Linked DNA regions of Mus musculus: regions 2 and 3 are each linked to region 1. The links are chromatin contacts, found by Hi-C or POLR2A ChIA-PET in ENCODE. All regions are on one chromosome and are shown on one strand. Each heading gives the region's core, a stretch centred on a gene start or an enhancer-like site at or near the end of the contact. The rest is flanking DNA. Distances are from core to core; before and after follow the strand shown.

Region 1 (3,254 bases), core at 456-2,955:
CTGGGTTTAATGAAATAATGAGCAATTTTAACTAAAAAAATTTAATTTCAAATATTGAAACGATACACATAACCTCTTTGAAACACTCCATGTTTTCAACAGTATAGAATCCTGTGAACAAGAGGTTTGGGAGTCAGTGATCTACAATAGCATTTTAAATGGTTGGACTAGCCCACTGATGTAGTGGATCGTAATCTCTGTAACTCATAAATAATGCTGAGAATAAGATCCGTAAAATTTAATAGGTGTAGACCCTTGTTTTCTTAGGGTAGTTTTCAGGGGAGCTTCATTTAATGTGTGGGATGTATATGCACCTATTAGTGTGTGCATATGTGCATGGCTGGTGTATAACATACTCTTATGTCATCCTATATTTAAAATAGTGTGTACACATGTATGTATGTATATGCACGCGCACCCAAGCGTGTGTATGTGCACTTGTGCACATGTGTGTGCACACACGTGTATATATGTGCGTGTGTGTGTATGTGTGTACTTGCATGTGTGTGTGTGTGTGTTTGCACTCCTTCTGTGGCACACATGTGGAGATCAGAAGATGACTTGCAAGAATTGGCTCTCTACTTCCACCTTGTGGATCTTGAGGCTTGACTATAAGGCTTGGTGGCAGCTAAATATAAGGTCATCAGGTTTGGTGACAGATGTCCTTATGAGCTGAACCACCACCTTGGGTGGCTTTCTTACTTTTGATTTTCCTAAACAGGGTTTCTCATGGCACCTGGAGCTTTAGTGAACCCAGAAATCCTCCTATGTCTACCTCCTTCTAGGGCTGGGTTTCATATATCAACCCCTGTGCCTGACATATGAACATATGGGCATATGAATCTGAACCCTGGTCTTTTACTAACTGATCCATCTACTCAGCCCCCGATTTTTAAAGAAAACCTATGCTTACTTTACAAAATGTATTAATACCAGCACTATGACCCACATTAGCTAGTAATTTATTACTATCCATCTCAGCCAATTTTTTCTAGGCTGCTGCCTCCCAGTAAACCAAGGAGAGTTTAAGACACTTCCTAGGTTAAGAAAGGGTTTGACACTAGGCCATTGCTCCCAAAGTGAACTGGCCATGTGGGCTCCAACTCAATGGCTGTGGAATATTGCTGGAAAAGCAATGGTTATGGTAAAGACCTAAATGTACTTTATTTGTGGGCTACTGGTGGGATAAGCCCCATCTTCCTAAAGTTCAAGACTCAATGACTGGTCAAGCCAATACTGACCTGACCTCCGTTCCAACTGAGGCTTCTTCCAGTTGGTCTCCCTCCCATACCTAGTGACATTCCTGAGCAGGATTCACTGCTGCCTTCTCTCCTTTTTGGCAGTGCCAGGCTTAACATTTTTATGAATTAGTGACTGAAGTGTGGGACAGATCCGTATCCAGTGATCCCTAGGTGCTTAAACACGTATTTAAAATGAACCTTGCCTCGCACGTCAAGTATCAGTCCTGTTCTATTCATCTGCCCTGTGCCTCATTCTTATATCCAGTAAGGAGGACAAATCAGCTTTGTGGCAGAGCTGCTGAACCGAACCGCAGGGCACAGCGGCTGGCAGCAGAGGTAAGCCGCCCAACAGGTGGCAGCAGACCAGACGGCTGATGGGCGGGGCCCGGCTCCGCGAGAGGCCGGAGCGCACACACCTGGGGGCGTGGCCGAGGGCGTGCCCAGCCCGGGCTCCAGGGGGCGTGGCCTGCAGCCCGGCGCGGGCCTGGGAGCGGCCGGGGACAGCGCGGGCCTGTGTGTCCGCGGCGCCGGGGTTCGCGGGAGCTGCTTGGAGGCTCGGCGGCCGGGAGGAGGCCGGGGCCACGGTGAGCGAGCTCGGGCGCGCGGGCGGGCGGCATCTAGGAAGCCAGGCCGCGGCGCTCGGCGGGGATGCGGGCGCCGAGAGGCCCGAACGGCGGGGACAAAGGGCCGCGGTGCCACCGCCTTCGGAACCTCGGGTCCGGGCGCTGGTGTGGGGTGTCGCGCTCCTCCCCCGCGGTCACCTGGATTCCCGGAGGACGGCGGGAAGACGCTCGGGGCAGCCGGGGGTGTCTGTGGGTCCCCGCGGCCGGCAGCGGCGACGGGGCCGCACCGGCTGTGGGCAGGATGCCCAGGGAGCCGGCTGGGTCCGCAGGGAGCGGGCGAGAAAATGGGATTACTAACGGTTCCCCGCCGGCGGGCAGGAGCTCTGGACTTTCTGTTTCAGAACGGAGTCATACCCCATGCAGAGCCTGTGGTGTAGCGCCATCTCCTAGTTTTGTAACCAGCAGGGTCCACTTTCTAACCGGCCCTACATCAAAATTGTATTTTATTGTTTTGAGGGGATTTATTTTGACTCCTTTAAAATAAAATGCATGCGTCTGTATGCGTATGCACACTTTTCGTCTTGGCACTGCTATAGGGGCCAGAAGAGGGCATTGGATGCCCCAGAGCTGGGCTTGCTGACCCTTGTGCCCTGCCAGTGTGGGTGCTGGGAACCGAACTCGGGTCCTCTACAAGAGTAGCAAGTGCTCTTAAGACATTGAGCCATCTCTCTAGCCCCTTATTTTTATCGTTAATTTATCTAACTTGGAAGTAAAGCTGGCCTGCAGTTCATTATCCTCCTGCCTTGCTTGCCAAATGCTGGGATCACAGGCGTGTCTCATCAGGCCCAGCTATTATTTAATTGATTTTGTTGGGAATTTGTGTTTTAGCCTTAAGAAATTATATCTTTAAAATTTTAGTGGGTGCGCGAGCGTGTTTATGCGCACACAAGCATACCTGTGCACCTGCGCCATGGTGTGTATGCCAAAGGACAACTTTGGAGGGAGGCAATTCTCTTCCTTTTTTTTTTTTTTTTTTTTCCTGGTTTTTCGAGGCAGGGTTTCTCTGTGTAGCCCTGGATGTCCTGGAACTCACTCTGTAGACCAGGCTGGCCTCGAACTCAGAAATCCGCCAACCTCTGCCTCCCAAGTAGAACTTAGGCTTTCAGGCATGTCAGGCAAGTGTTGTTAGCCACCTAGCTATCTTGCCAGCCCCCACTTATAACCCCTGTGAGAATTTGTGCTGGTGCCCCTCTGTTTTCTTTCTGTACTGTGATACTTCTTAAGAACAGAAGAATCTACCGTACTAACAGAATATCTTCCCATTTACCTACAATTCTTAATGCAGTTAAGAATGGTTGTGGTTCCTGCGCCTCTCCCCCAAGTCCTTTACCAACAAAGTGAGATAATCACCAGAATAATTTTCCTTCACAGTTTTGCTTTGATGCTCAGA
Region 2 (3,254 bases), core at 251-2,750, 170 kb before region 1:
CCCTAAGACCCACTTTATTATTAATAAACAGAAACCTTTTTTTTTTAACTACACTGTGCTAAAAGACAGTGATAGTGTCAATCCATTTATGAGAGATGGTAGTTGCCAATGTGTTCCTCCAGGTATTAGGGAAAGAAAAACGACTACCCAGGTGGAGAAAGCACCGAGCAAAACAAAACAACAAAAACTAAAGGCCACACAACAAATTTAAGAAAATGCAGTAATAAAAAGAGCTATGCAACTGGAAAACCACTAAAACACGAAGAGAGGGTAAAGAAATGTAGCCAACAAGAGATGGAGAGATGGCGGAGTAGTTAAGAACACTGGCTGCTCTTCCAGAGGACCCAGGTTCAATTCCTAGCACCCACACAGCAACTCACAATTGTTTCTAACTCCAGTTCTAGAGGATCCAGACATACAAACTATGCATAAAATAGTAAAAGTAAGTTTTTAAAGGTAACCACAGATTCTGAGCATCTAACATGTGTTAAGCACTCTTCAGAGCCCCCACCCCACCCCCTTCTTAATTTCACTTAACCTATCACGGATATCATGACAGAACTGCTGGCTGGAGACACTGCTCACTAGTGGAGCCCTCGCCTAGCAGCTGCCCAGAGCTTAATCTACAACCGAAAGCGGCTGGGTGTTAAGGAGTAAGTAGCATTAAAGAAGAAAAAGTACGCATTTAACCCAGGTGCGAAGCGCTCTGCTATGGTCAAGCTCACCTAAGTACAACAGAGAACTTAGCAAGGCTAAACAGGAGATTTCCTGAAATGATGCACTCGGAGGTGAAGAATGTCGCCGTCTGGGAAAACCAGGAACCCGGGCTGCGGGCAGGCAGGGAAACCCTGTACATGAGAACTGCAAGCTAGCCGGGATTTCAGGACAGGGTCCTGCATGCAGGGACCATGTATTTATTATTTAATCCTACTTTTATGCCACTTCCATCAAAATGTGGTCGACTTCCCGAACTTCCTCAACCTTAAAAAAAAGGGGGGGGGGGCAGTGCAGCCGAGAATGCAACAGTATGGTCCCTGAGGCACACTGCCAAATTGGATCTCAAGTTCATTATCAGTCAACCTGTGTCTTCACCTGACTTCACTATATACAATAACCCCTGAAAATCGTTTAAAACAGACTCTCTACATTTTAGAATCCAACCTGTTACGTACACTCACCGAAGGCGCCACTATACTTGGGCTGCCACTCGCTCCAATCCATCCCACGCCGCCTCCGCCCCCACGTCCGGCCGTAGGGCGCGCTCGGCTAACCCTGCCCCCTGGCAGCCTCCTCGGCTTCCGCCTCCGCTCGAGTGTGCCCTTCTCACCTCTCTGCCTTCGGTCGCAGCGCTTCTCCCACACAGCACCGAACTCGATCGCCACCGCAGGACCGCCTCACTGAGGCCGGCAAGCGAGCCTGGCCGCCGCGGCTGAATTTAAACTGCAGTTTCACTGAAGGAGCATGCGCGCACGCAGAAAACCCTCCACGTGGCCACGCCCCCGAGCCACTGCGCCTGCGCGCTGCCGCTCAACCGCGGGCCTTGTGCTTCAATATTGCCTGGATTAGAACTGTGTTTGAGCTTTGATCTAACCTTCCATATTAGTTTTTTTGTATTACCGGCTATTGGGGGTTGTTGTTGTTGTTTCCCCAGAAATATTGCGCTTTTTAAAAAATTGTATTTATTTAATGTATGAGTGCTCTGCTGCATATACATCCGCAATTGCCCGAAGAGGACATCAGATCTCCCTAAAGATGGCTGTGAGCCAGAATGTGCTTGCTGAGAATTGAACTCAGGACCTCTGGAAGCGCAGCCAGTGTTCTTAACCGATGAGCCATCTCACCAGCCCCCAAGATTCAAATAGATTTCTCAAAGAATGTTAAATGTAGAAAAGAGAAACTATCAAATATCAGATGTATACAAGCCACTAAGTACTAAGAGGGTTTTTGATGAGGTCATTCATCATGCATGTATTTATGTTTCCTCCTTACTATAGATATTGAATCTGTTTCACAATCATGACAAAGGTGTACTACTATGGTGATTGTTTTTAGAAACTGTTCCTGTAGTGTAACGCAGAATTAAAAAAAATTGACAGGCTCTGGGGAACAGTAAGTCCATTGAGATTTGGTTTTCTGTCACTAGTTACAAAAGCACACACAGCACGGGAGGTGTAGCAATTGGTCACTATAAACGTCTCTGTTTATTGCACTAGGGACACTGAACATGATCCATTTTCAGAGGCTGTGGCTAAAAATCCTAACCACACCCTCAAGCTTGGTGCCCTTCTCGCTCTTTTGCAGAGAGATGTAAGAAAGATTAGTTCTTTGCCCTTTAGTGTCCATTTTATAGGGAGCCTGGCAGTTGTGGGATTTAGTCCCCAGTGGGATCTGTGAGCCTTTGATTATTCTGTTGGTTCTGTTGTCATCTATACATATGCTTGAAAGGCTCAAGACAGAGCTTGCAGTAGAAGAGGGAGAAGGGCTATATGTGATTTCGCTTCTAGCTCCTTAACCCCAATTCCGGGCTCTGGGACTGAGTTACTGTTCCCTAAAGTTTGATTGTATCAAGTTTCAGAGTGGAGGGCTATGTCTGATTATCTCAGCGCTCTCTCTCTCTCTCTCTCTCTTCCCAAGACAGGGTTTCTCTGTGTAGCCCTGGCTGTCCTGGAACTCCCTCAGTAGACCAGGCTGGCCCCAAATGCAAAGATCCACCTGCCTCTGCCTCCTGAGTGCTGGGATTAAAGGCCTGCACTGTCTGGTGAAAACCCAGGATCTTAAGCAGTCCTAAGACTCAATGTTCTTAGGGCCTCTGTTTGGAAAGCATCGTCTTGTCCCTGTAGATATTCTAAAAACCAAAAACAGGACTGGAGAGACGGCTCAGCAGTTAAGAGCACTGACTGTTCTTCCAGAGGTCCTGAGTTCAATTCCCAGCAACCACATGGTGGCTCACAACCATCTGTAATGGGATCTGATGCCCTCTTCTGATGTGTCTGAAGACAGCGACCTTGTGCTCACATAAATAATTCTTTAAAAAAAAAAAAACTGAAAAAAGAAAAAACAAAAAAAACCCACCCCCTCCCTGGTGGTCTAATGAGTAGGTTAGGTGCTTTCATGATGCAGCCATGTTTTTAGTCCACTCAGGAAGCCTTCTCTTCCTTCCTCTTTGTTTTCTTCCCCATTTCTCAATCTTGCCATCTCTCTGGACTTTAGTAGTATCAGAAAACAAACCAGGTGGGTCAGGTGCTGATGACCCG
Region 3 (3,254 bases), core at 382-2,881, 170 kb after region 1:
TGAGCCAGGAGGAACAAACAACTAAGCAGCGCCCTCCATGGCCTCTGCATCAGCTTCCAGTTCCAGATTCCGGCCCTCATGATGAAGATGATGAACTGCAATAAGGAAGAATACGAGCCACAAACCTCTTCTCAAGTTGCCTTTGGCCATGTTGTTACATCATATCAACAGAAGTGCTGACTAAGGCACTTTCTCAAGGCAACACCTCCCATTGCTCAGAACAGGAATTTAAGTGGAGTAAAGAAAATCCTATCAGACAATGCTACTGACTATCTGCATAGCATTTGTAAGAGCAATTTTCGCGAAGGCATCTCTGGATTACCGGAACAGGTATGAAATCACACTCCCCAGTCCAGGCAGGCTCTCTCCCCTCACCAGACAGCTCTTGTATCACAGCAACCAGCTCAACTCTGCATATTTCTTGGTTTCAGATCTCCCATGAACTACACTTAATAACATTTTGTGCACACTTTATTCCTAAAATGCATTTTCCACCAGTCACTCTATCTGCAAACATTAACACGAGTAGAAAGCATTTCTACTTAAGTGTAATTCACAACTTCTTCCCATATAAAGTTAGCTAAGTCATAGTCTTTTCTGTCTCCAACCACCATTATTTTCTGAAGCTTAGAAAAACACAAAACACACTCAAAATGAAAGATATCTTTCTAAATAACTCATTTCCTTCACCACATGGAAACAATGTCCACAAGCTGACTGGGTTTTGTTTTTTGTTTTTTAATGTACAAAAAGAGTCAACTCTTTAAAAACTTTAATATCTCAACGGAAACCTGCAATTTTAGCATTTAAGTACCAGAATGAGCTTTGAACACTCCCAATTTTAAAAAGCTGCTCTCTGAACCTAGTCACTGCATCCTGCCAAGGTCACACCTACTAACCTCCCCGAAAATCGGAAATCAAATGTGTGAGTGAGTGGTGGTGGTGGGGACCCGAAACGGCTCAGAGGTCAAGTACAACACAGGTATGTAACCAGCACACACTAGGGCGAGGGAACCCCCGAGGGCGGGCCGAGCACCGCACGCCGCACAGCCCCCCGAGCCTTGCGGAAACACCTCCCGGCACCCGCCGCCTCCTTCATCGGGGCGAGGGTGCGGAAGACACTCAGGAAAAACACACCCATGTCCCCTCTCCGGCCTCCGCCCCACGGGCTTCTGCTTCCCCAACAGCCGCCCCGCGGCCCGAGCCTGCGGGCGGCGGCCGAGGTCCGACCACGCGGGTGCTCCCCAGCGCGGCGGGGTCCCGAGTCCGCCCGCTCGCCCGCCGCCCTCCGGGGCTGCCAGGCCACCCGCCACTCACGTCCGTCCGCGTCCTCCGGCAGGTCCTCCTGGAGCAGGGAGAGGTCTGCGCCGGGGGAGAGAAGAAAGGCCGGGTCAGCGTCCCGGGCCGGCGCCGCGCCCCAGCCGCCCGCCGCCCGCCCGGCGGCGCCTCCCCGCGCCGGCCTCTCCCGGGCACTGCCGAGCGCGGGGAGCCGCCGCCGTCGCCGCCGCCGCCGCCCGGGGAACTGGGGCCACGTACCCGCCATCTTGTGCTCGCCCCCGCCTCCTCGTCTCCCGGGATCCCGCTCCGCGAGCCGCTCAAGTAGAGAGCCGGTGGGCGCGCGCGGGCCGGCGGGGGCGCGCGCGGGGCGGGCCGAGGCCCGGGCCTGCGGCGGCGGCTCCCGTACGCCCGCCCGCCCGCGCGCCGCCCGCCGCCCGCTGCCCGCCGCCCGCCTCCCGCGCCCGGCCGGCCCGGCCCCGAGGCGCGCTCCCACCCGTGGCTAGAGGCGCCCTGGCGCCGAGCGTGCGGAGCGCGGCACGAGCTGCCCGCCGGGGGACCTGCGGCGTGTGCCCGAGCCGGGCGGGCGGGGTCCCCGCGGCCCGCAGCTCTGTTGGGTCACCGGCCTCGCCCACCGCTGGCCGCCGCCCGCTCCGCCGCGCGCCGCTCGTCGCCCGCGCCCCTCCCAGACCTGCTCGTGCGTCGCCGGCGGTCCGCGGCCGAGCCTCCCGCCTCCGAGTGGAGGAAGCGCCGCCTCCGCCCGCGCGCCCAGGCCTCGCGAGTGACTGAACAAAGCCCAGGCCCCGGGCCGGACGACGGTTTGAATGACAAAAGTTCCGCCGGCCCAGCCGGCCTGCCTTCCCGTGCGGCGCGGCACGTTAAAGCCCCGGCACCGGCTTCCGAGCCCGCGCGCTCCCCTGGCGCCCGCCCGAGCTGACCCTGAGCGGCCCGGGCGCGCGGGCCAGGCCGAGTCCAGTCACTCCGCGGTTCTTAGCCTTGTGACCGCAGGGAGGATCGCCGAGGATACCTGCCCCCTCCGCCTCTCCGGGGAATGGCAGACTGTCAGGAATCCAGCACCGTGCTTGCTACCTCGGGAGTCCGGTCGCCGGGTGCCTGGGATTGGCAGCGCTTTTCTCGAGTGAACTATCACACATCTTACTGGTCCCTTTGTTTGAAGAGAGTTAAACGGTTCTTGTAGGTTCCCCAGGCAAAGTAGGGCAAAATCCAGATTTTTCTGACTCCAGTTCGCCGTCCCATTTCTGTGAGTCTTAGGTCTAAATCCAACATCAGTGAGGTCTCCAGAATGGTCGCCCGTAAAATGAGTCTCATACATGATGCCCGTTTTTGAGTCTGATATGAAAAAAGGAGGATTTTAAAGGTTCAGCTTGTTCCTTTCTGCACCATAGTCCTAATTCAAGGCAACATATTGGCATTTTAAAACACGGGGAATCAGAACAAGTTGTAGGTGGTCTTTGGCTACTTTGTGTGTTCTTTCTTCCACCCCTCTTCTTTCACCCTTTCAACTCCCTAATACTAAAAAAGGGTAGGGGTGGAAGGGGCCATCATTATATATTGGACTACTTCCTGCTGATGAGGGTTGATGAGCTTCTTGGAGCAAGCTTGATCTTCGTAGTCAGGTATATCTAATTTCTTCTTCCTGTTTCTTTACTCACAACTACTTAACAAACAGCAACCAATCTCTCCCGCCCTAGTATTTACATACCCTCTGGAAAGTCTCCGGAATCCCAAATGGCAGAAACTATTTGTAGCTGGCAAATTCACACCCCTGCTAGAGCATGAGGCAACTCACTGTCAGCTTCTGTGGACAATATGAAGCAGCCCCATATCTCACACCTGGGATTAGAACAAAAACAAATTCCCATAAAAATTTTCTGTGTTTTTCAACAAAACCAAATTCTCACTACACTCAGTCATCAGATCCTCTTAAGCACAAGTAATCGCATCTGCTCAGGGAAATG

What was found. Hi-C counts contacts between places; a loop is a spot of excess contacts on that map. ChIA-PET counts read pairs that join two places held with the same protein, here RNA polymerase II (POLR2A).
Region 2: POLR2A ChIA-PET joins it to region 1 with 10 read pairs in Patski. The contact joins the promoter of Ddx11 here to the promoter of Twsg1 in region 1. A Hi-C loop is called at or near these places in 1 of 37 maps with a recorded cell type or tissue (T-helper 17 cell). POLR2A ChIA-PET finds 5 or more read pairs at or near these places in 1 of 5 experiments (Patski).
Region 3: a map of heart shows a loop between it and region 1 (2.1-fold over the local background). The contact joins the promoter of Ppp4r1 here to the promoter of Twsg1 in region 1. A Hi-C loop is called at or near these places in 1 of 37 maps with a recorded cell type or tissue (heart). POLR2A ChIA-PET finds 5 or more read pairs at or near these places in 1 of 5 experiments (Patski).

The regions. Positions count from the first base shown.
Region 1 is chr17:65,949,638-65,952,891 of GRCm38, reverse strand. Twsg1 (twisted gastrulation BMP signaling modulator 1) reads left to right here and starts at 1,705. Exons shown (of 5, transcript NM_023053.3): 1 at 1,705-1,825.
Region 2 is chr17:66,121,766-66,125,019 of GRCm38, reverse strand. It overlaps Ddx11 (DEAD/H box helicase 11), which reads right to left and starts at 1,500. Exons shown (of 27, transcript NM_001348292.1): 1 at 1,328-1,500.
Region 3 is chr17:65,781,732-65,784,985 of GRCm38, reverse strand. It overlaps Ppp4r1 (protein phosphatase 4, regulatory subunit 1), which reads right to left and starts at 1,631. Exons shown (of 20, transcript NM_001114131.1): 1 at 1,537-1,631; 2 at 1,318-1,362. The coding sequence starts at 1,543.